3 separate regions of the Homo sapiens genome follow, and all the other regions are linked to region 3. Evidence: read pairs that join two places in POLR2A ChIA-PET (ENCODE). Cell type or tissue: CD4-positive, alpha-beta T cell. All regions are shown on one strand.

The links. Peaks named below come from ENCODE experiments on the same cell type or tissue, not always from the same donor. Only the 100,000 strongest peaks of a DNase experiment are listed, where the experiment ranks them.
Region 1: POLR2A ChIA-PET joins it to region 3 with 12 read pairs; 17 of 35 experiments call an interaction of 5 or more read pairs at or near these places.
Region 2: POLR2A ChIA-PET joins it to region 3 with 21 read pairs; 17 of 35 experiments call an interaction of 5 or more read pairs at or near these places.

Annotation. Positions count from the first base shown.
Region 1 is chr19:47,185,444-47,187,943 of GRCh38, reverse strand. The region is part of intron 6 of SAE1 (SUMO1 activating enzyme subunit 1); the gene reads right to left. Among named protein-coding and RNA genes, the nearest start is that of MIR3190, 40 kb to the left of the region's middle. RefSeq lists an enhancer at 922-1,191. In CD4-positive, alpha-beta T cell, no CTCF peak of the experiment used is centred here; a DNase peak (open chromatin) is centred at 1,133; H3K4me3 peaks cover 709 bases; H3K27ac peaks cover 1,770 bases.
Region 2 is chr19:47,175,899-47,178,398 of GRCh38, reverse strand. The region is part of intron 6 of SAE1 (SUMO1 activating enzyme subunit 1); the gene reads right to left. Among named protein-coding and RNA genes, the nearest start is that of SAE1, 46 kb to the right of the region's middle. In CD4-positive, alpha-beta T cell, no CTCF peak of the experiment used is centred here; a DNase peak (open chromatin) is centred at 1,508; H3K4me3 peaks cover 711 bases; H3K27ac peaks cover 2,102 bases.
Region 3 is chr19:47,243,325-47,245,824 of GRCh38, reverse strand. It overlaps LOC124904731 (a long non-coding RNA gene), which reads left to right and starts at 1,630. Exons shown (of 2, transcript XR_007067278.1): 1 at 1,630-1,767. RefSeq lists enhancers at 740-1,240, 1,440-2,433, a silencer at 1,586-1,635 and a cis regulatory region at 1,220-1,871. In CD4-positive, alpha-beta T cell, CTCF peaks have their summits at 1,212 and 1,412 (motif pointing right); a DNase peak (open chromatin) is centred at 1,484; H3K4me3 peaks cover 950 bases; H3K27ac peaks cover 830 bases.

The sequences.
Region 1 (2,500 bases), 58 kb after region 3:
CACAGGGCTTGCCCCATAGCAGGCACTCAAAAAATATGTCACACAGGAAGCCTGTTTGAAGAATAAAGGATAACTAGGGGAGAAGGGCTCATGACAAAGTGACACAGGCCGGGCAATCCAGAGGCCGGGTGCAGTGGCTCACGCCTGTAATCCCAGCACTTTGAGAGGCCAAGGCAAGCAGATCAACTGAGGTCAGGAGTTTGAGACCAGCCTGGCCAACATGGTGAAACCCCGTCTCTGCTAAAAACACAAAAATGAGCCGGGTGTTGTGGCAGGCACCTGTAGTCCCAGCTACTTGGGAGGCTGAGGTACGAGAATTGCTTGAACCCAGGAGGCAGAGGCTGTGGTGAGCTGACATTGCACCACTGCACTCCAGCTGGGTGACAAAGCGAGACCCTGGCTCAGAAAAAAAATAAAGTGACACAAGCTCCTGGAAATCCAAAGCAGACCTGGTCTGTTACTGACTGAATTGAAAAGTGTTCAAGCTATCTGGGATGGTTCTGTTTCTTATCAAGTGTTACAAACATGCTACACATGGAATACTCAGCAAGAAAAAAAGAAAAAAGCAGCAGCAGATACACAGGGCACCATGTCTGTCCTCAACAGGGAAACCCAATAGGAGTCCCACTTTCACCGTTGCATCTGAGGGCTAGGGTGCAGAACAGTCCATAGGTGTGAAGCTCAGAGGAGTGACATAGCTGGGCTGGGGGAGGAGGTAGGGACACTTCACGGAAGCCACTCTGATTCTGGCTCTCCTGGCCTCTAACCATTCACGGCATCTTGCCATCTGCTCAGTTCACCTCCACATTACTTTCCTTTGTTTACCTCATTCTGTTTTCCTCTTTAACCCAGAAACTTAAAAGTATGTGTGTGCATGTATTCAGTCATCCACTCTTCAAAAATCACTTCCTGAGCACCCCCCCTCCACCCCTACCCTATGCTAGCTGTGGTGGGGACCCAGAAGCGACCCAGACAGCCCCAGGCCTTGCCCTCACACGCGGAGCTCACAGTCTCTAGAGGGCAGGCTCGTAAGCCTCTGTCTGTCGCCACAGCCACACAGTACTTTCATGTCTTTCTCTAGAAAACTTCACCTCTGGAGTGGCCGCCCATGAAGACTACTCTGAAATGCCCCTTTTTGTGCTCCAAAAGTCCTGCCCACGCTTTCGTCTTTGCAATGAAACCCAGTCTATGACCTCACCAGGCATCAGCTCAGAAGAGGGAAAGAAGCTGTGCCTCGCTATTTGCATCTCACTCTCTACTGAAGAGGTTCCGAGGCGCCGGATGAAAGTTGTTGATGGGGAAAAGGAGCATGCACTTTCTCAGAAACGAGCTCAAAAACAAGATGCCATTTTTTGCTTACCAAATTAAAGACCAGGATGACTCAACCCAAGCAAGAAGGCTGAGGGACCTGCACCCTCACCCACAGCAGAGGGGAGCACGAATGCTCAATGAACCATGTAAAAATGTGGTATTAAGGATCCCTATAAAAGGTCCTGACCCTTACCCGCTGAATGAATTACCTATAAATGTTCACTGCAGTGTTGTTTACACAGGATGTCAGGGAGCAGAAGTGTTTGAATTTTGGGTATTTTCAGATTTTGAAATATTTGCATTGTACTTACCAATAGAGCACCCCAAATCTAAGAATCCCAAATCCAAAATGCTCCAATGAGCTTTTATTATTTTTTTTTTATTTTTATTTTTGAGACAGAGTCTCTCTCTGTTGCCCAGGCTGGAATGCAGTGGCGGGATCTCGGCTCACCGCAAGCTGTGCCTCCTGGGTTCAAGTGATTCTCCTGCTTCAGCCTCCCTAGTAGCTGGGACTACAGGCACCCACCACTACACCTGGTCAATTTTTGTATTTTTAGTAGAGACGGGGTTTCACCATGTTAGCCAGGCTGGTCTTGAACTCCTGACCTCAGGTGATCCACCCACCTAGGCCTCCCAAAGTGCTGGGATTACAGGCATGAGCCACCACGCCCGGGGCCAATAAGCATTTTTTTGAGTGTTATGTCGGCACTCAAAACATTTCAGATTTTGGGGGCTTGGTGCGGTGGCTCATGCCTGTAATCCCAGCACTTTGGGAGGCTGAGATGGGTGGATCACTTGAGGTCAGTAGTTCAAGATCAGGCTGGCCAACATAGTGAAACCCTGTCTCTACTAAAAATACAAAAATTAGCCGGGTGTGGTGGCACACGTCTGTAATCCCAGGTACTCAGGAGACTAAGGCAGGAGAATCACTTGAACCCAGGAGGCGGAGGTTGCAGTGAGCAGAGATGGGGCTACTGTACTCTAGCCTGGGAGACACAGTGAGACTCTGTCTCAAAAAAACAAAAATAGGCTGGGCGCAGTAGCTCAGCCTGTAATCCCAGCACTTTGGTAGACAGAGGTGGGAGGATTACTTGAGGTCAGGAGTTCAGGATCAGCCTGGCCAACACGGTGAAACCTCGTGTCCACTAAAAATACAAAAAATTAGCCAGGCATGGTGGCGGGCACCTGT
Region 2 (2,500 bases), 67 kb after region 3:
TTTGAGAAACCTGGGTGCTATAGAAAAATGCAGACATGCAAGTCACTCCTAGCTATCTGGATTCAGTAATGTGAGCTACAAGCAGGCACTCCGCATTTTTCAACGGTTTCCTCAGTGATTCTGACTGATAGATAGATAGATTTCTTTTTTTTTTTTGGAGATGGAGTCTTGCCCTGTCGTCAGGCTGGAGTGCAGTGGCGCGACCTCAGCTCACTGCAACCTCTGCCTTCCAGGTTTTCAAGCGATTCTCCTGCCTCCCCCTCCCGAGTAGCTGGGACTACAGGCGCACACCACCATGCCCAGCTAATTTTTGTATTTTTAGTAGAGATGGGGTTTCACTATGTTGGCCAGGATGGTCTCGATCTCTTGACCTCATGATCTGCCCACCTCAGTCTCTCAAAGTGCTGGGATTACAGGCGTGAGCCACCGCGCCTGGCCAGATTCTGATATTCTATCAATAGGGAAACCACTAGCCTGCTCTCTCCAAGCTCCAGTCCCCTCCGAGGCTCAGCCTCTATCCTGCTGGCCCTGTGCATGTGTTGCTCTGCAATATTCTTCCCTCTTTCCCACCTGGCAAATACCTGTTCCGAGAAATACAGCTCAGATCTCCCCTCCTCTGTCAAGACTTCACAACTCCCCAAAGATGGTCAGACCTTCAGTTTCCTAAGTTCCCATAATAAATTACTTTGATTATTATGGAATAATGCAAATGTATTTAAAAACAGAACAACGAGCCAGGCAGGGTGGTGCTTTCCTATAGTCCCTCTTTGGGAAACTGAGGTGAGAGGATTTCTTGAGGCCAGGAGTTCAAGGCCAGCCTGGGCAACATAGCAAGACCTCCCTGCCCCAATCTGTACAAACAGATTTTTTAAAATAGCTGGACATGGTGGCACACGCCTGTAGTCCCAGCTACTTTGCAGGTCGAGGTGAGAGGATAACTTGAGCCCAGGAGTTCAAGGCTATAGTGAGTTATGATTGTGCCACCACACTCCAGCCTGGAAAGCAGAGCAAGACCCTGTTTTGGGGGGGAAAAAAAACAAACAAAAACCAGGAACAACACATGATAGTTTCTATAGCCCTCTGTTATAGCTGTCCTCACAAGGAGTAGAATTATTTGTTTGTCTTTCACATTGGCAAGAACACTTATTCTATTCCTCTTCCTCTGATTAGTCCCAGCTATGAGATCTGGTACATAGCAGGTGCTCACAAAATGTTTGGTCTAAGAATATTTTCAGCTTCAATTCTGTGGCTCAAAGATGGTCTAAGTACTTTTCCATAACTCATCAGAACAGAGACTGAGCAAGTTAAGATTGCCAAGAATTCTCTGATAAGTATTCTCATCTTGAGATGAAGTCCATTTCTTCCTGCTCTAGGCTAAACCTGTATGTTATTGTTCATGCTGGTAAGTGAATGCTGTTTCCATACCAGACTCGGTATTTTTAGCACTCCTGTTATGATAAACTCACAGTAACCTCAAAAAGAACAAATCAAAGTCATTTTTTTGCCACAGGAAACCAGCTCACGCTTACTGTTTTGCAACATGCCATGGGAGAATAATAAAAAGAAGAGACCTTTTGCTCACAGATGGCGAGGCCAACTCTCAAGACAGTGGAAAAATGCAGCAGGAAGCGTACAGTCTGGCCACTAACTTATTAAGTAAACTGGAAAAACACCCAATATCTAAACATGGCAAGCACATGCATGCGGACAGCAGGTGGCTGAATTGTGAATGGGGCAATAAAAAACATCTACCTGTGAGTGAGAGCCCAGGGCAACATTGGAATCAAAAGCCTGATGGGTGCCACAGGGGTAGGCATGCAGGCAAAAGGACCCTGTGGGGACTCCAGTGGGCACACTACTCTCCCTCTACAATAGGGCAAATGACCAGACAAGCAAAAACCACTCATGCAAAAAATATTTATTTATTGAGCACCTACTATGTGCGCCATTAGGCAATAGTGAAACAAAATCAGGTTTCTTTGTGAGATATTCTTAGGTATGCATCCCAGCCAAGCACCTTGTCCCCACTAGGAATTCCTAAGGCATCGTCAGTCACATTAGTCATGTTCCTAGAAACAATTTTGGAAACAAATTCCAAGCACTGGGAAAAATGGAAAATAAGCATGCCTTTCAAGATGAGACTGGTCATAGATGACGGTACATCCAAAGGAATATAACATCATGCTGCCAAGAAAGCAAAAGAGGCCACTTTTGTATGTATGCTCTTCCCCTACCATTTACGCCATCAAGTGTACACAAGCAAGTTCCCAACCGGTGTTTCACAGTTTGATTACATAAACACAAATGATTATAATTGTTAACCATTGTTCAACAAGATACTAAAAAACTTAACAGTAGTTCTCCTAGAAATTTAGAAGACAAAAAAATGGGAAGGGTTTAACAAAGAAAACTTTTTCTGCCTTCAAAAACTTTGAAGACTTTTTACTATGATGCTTATCTAACAGAAATACAATTCAAATGTTTCTTGGGGAAAAAGAAG
Region 3 (2,500 bases):
CAGGAGGCAGAGGTTGCAGTGAGCTGAGATCGTGCCGCTGCACTCCAGCCTGGGCAACAGAGCAAGACTCCATCTCAAACAAACAAACAAACCTATATATATATATATATATATATATATATGTGTATAAAAATCTTGAATCCTACCACAGCTCCCGTCTCTGCTTCCTGGATCTATGGATGGTCATAAGGATGTAACCAGGTCATGTATGTAAAGCTCTGAATCGGCACGGAGCCTAGCACACAGTAGGTGAACTCAGAGAGCTGCCATGATGATGATGATGACAATTGGTCTCTCAGAACCTTCATCCTTCCGGCTGCCCCCTAAACGCCTCTCTGTCCTTCACATCCACATCCAGTACCTCAGCCAATCCCATCTGCTCGCTCTCTCTTTCTTTCTTCTCTCTCCTTCCTTCCTTCCTTCCTTGCTTTCTTGCTTTCTTGCTTGCTTGCTTTCTTGACAGACTCTCGCTCTGTCACCCAGACTGGAGTGCAATGATGTGATCTCGGCTCACTGCAACCTCCCACTTCCAGGTTCAAGTGATTCTCCTGCCTCAGCCTCCCAAGTAGCTGGGATTACAGGCACGCACCACCACACCCAGCTAATTTTTGTATTTTTGGTAGAGATGGGGTTTCGCCATGTTGGCCAGGCTGGCCTCGAACTCCTGTCCTCAAATGATCCTTCTGCATCGGCCTCCCAAAGTGCTGGAATTACAGATGTGAGCCACCGCGCCCGGCGGCAAATAGCACTTTTTCAAAGACACCATCCCTCAACACTCCTGACGGCCCTTCCCTGCTTCCTTTTTCTACTTGAAGTTTCGCTTTGTATTGTTACTGTGTTCTCCTGGTGTGTGGTCTGCCACAGACCAGAGTGTCAGTCCCATGAAGGCAGGATTTGTATCCATTTTGCTCACAGCTGTATCCTCATGCCTACAACTGCACCAGTGCCTGGCACAGGGGAGACTCTGTGGTAATTGCTGAATGAGTGGATATAAGAATAAATGGGGCCAGGCGTGGTGGCTCACGCCTGTAATCCCAGCACTTTGAGAGGCCGAGGCGGGTGGATCACGAGGTCAAGAGATCGACACCATCCTGGCCAACATGGTGAAACCCTGTTTCTACTAAAAATACAAAAATTAGCCGGGCATGGTGGCAGGCGCTTGTAGTTCCAGCTACTCAGGAGGCTGAGGCAAGGAGAATCGCTTGAACCCGGGAGGCAGAGGTTGCAGTGAGCCGAGATCGCGCCACTGCACTCCAGCCTGGGCGACAGAGCGAGACTCCGCCTCAAAATATATATATGTATAGTCCATCTCCCCTGGTGGTTGTGAGGATGAATTGGGTTTGTATTTGCAGGCTTCCTGAGCTGGCGACATCGTCTGGTGCAAAGGTGGGCTTTTTGCGCGGCGCCTGTGCTTCCGCCTTCTGCCGCTCGGGGGCAGCAGGCGTCCGGCGGATTCGCCCGCGCGGCCGGGCCGGGAAAGGAGCGGGGGCAAGTCCGCAGGAGGAAGCTGATGAAATCCTGGCCAACTCGCAGTGAGCTCATCCCGCCCGGGCGCCTCCGGAAGCCACGGGGCCGCCCGGCCTCCGCCTGGCCCGAGCGATAAAGCTCTCGTGCCGAACCAGGGCGGGAAGTCCTTCCTGAAGTCTGCCCTGCGTGGGGCCTGCTGCCAGAAGCCTGGGCCGGAGGGGAGGGGCGAGGACGAAGTAGCGAACCGTCCGCTGGCTGTCTTAGAAGGATGAAAAGTGAATTCTGAGCCTGGCTGTGGGAGTAAGAGAGAGGGCATCGGGGAAGGGAGAGGGGGGCGGGAGAGACAGAGACAAGAGGTGGGAGAGACGACAGGAAGAAGAGACAAAGGTGGGGAGACTGAGGCAGAGGAGGGAGAGAGAGAGAGACAGAATCCAGGAGGGACAGCTGAGAGAGTCAGATGGAGCGACAGAGACAGAGATGGGGGAGACAGAGACACGGAGAGACAGAGATGATGGAGACAGAGACTGGGAGAGACAGAGATGATGGAGACAGAGACTGGGAGAGACAGAGATGATGGAGACAGAGACAGGGAGAGACAGAGATGATGGAGACAGAGACTGGGAGAGACAGAGATGATGGAGACAGAGACAGGGAGAGACAGAGATGATAGAGACAGATGGCAGAGACAGAGGTAGCGGAGAGAGACTAGGAGAGACAGAGGTGGCGGAGACAGAGACGGGGAGAGACAGCAGTGGTGGAGACTGATGGGAGAGACAGATGGAAGAAACAGAGAGGGGATATGAGAGACAGAGACAAAGGCAGAGAGATCTACAGGGAGACAGAGACAGGAGAGATAAACATGGGAAAGAGAGAGACAGAGAGACCCAGCGAGTGGCAGAGATAGGGGAGTCAGGAGCGACGCAAGGGTGTGGGAGATGGAGTCAAAGTAGGGGGTCAGAGGTGCCGAGCTGGAGGTGAGGGAGACGGGGCGAGGGGGCCGGGGAGGGGCGCTCGGGGCGGGCCTGCGAAATCG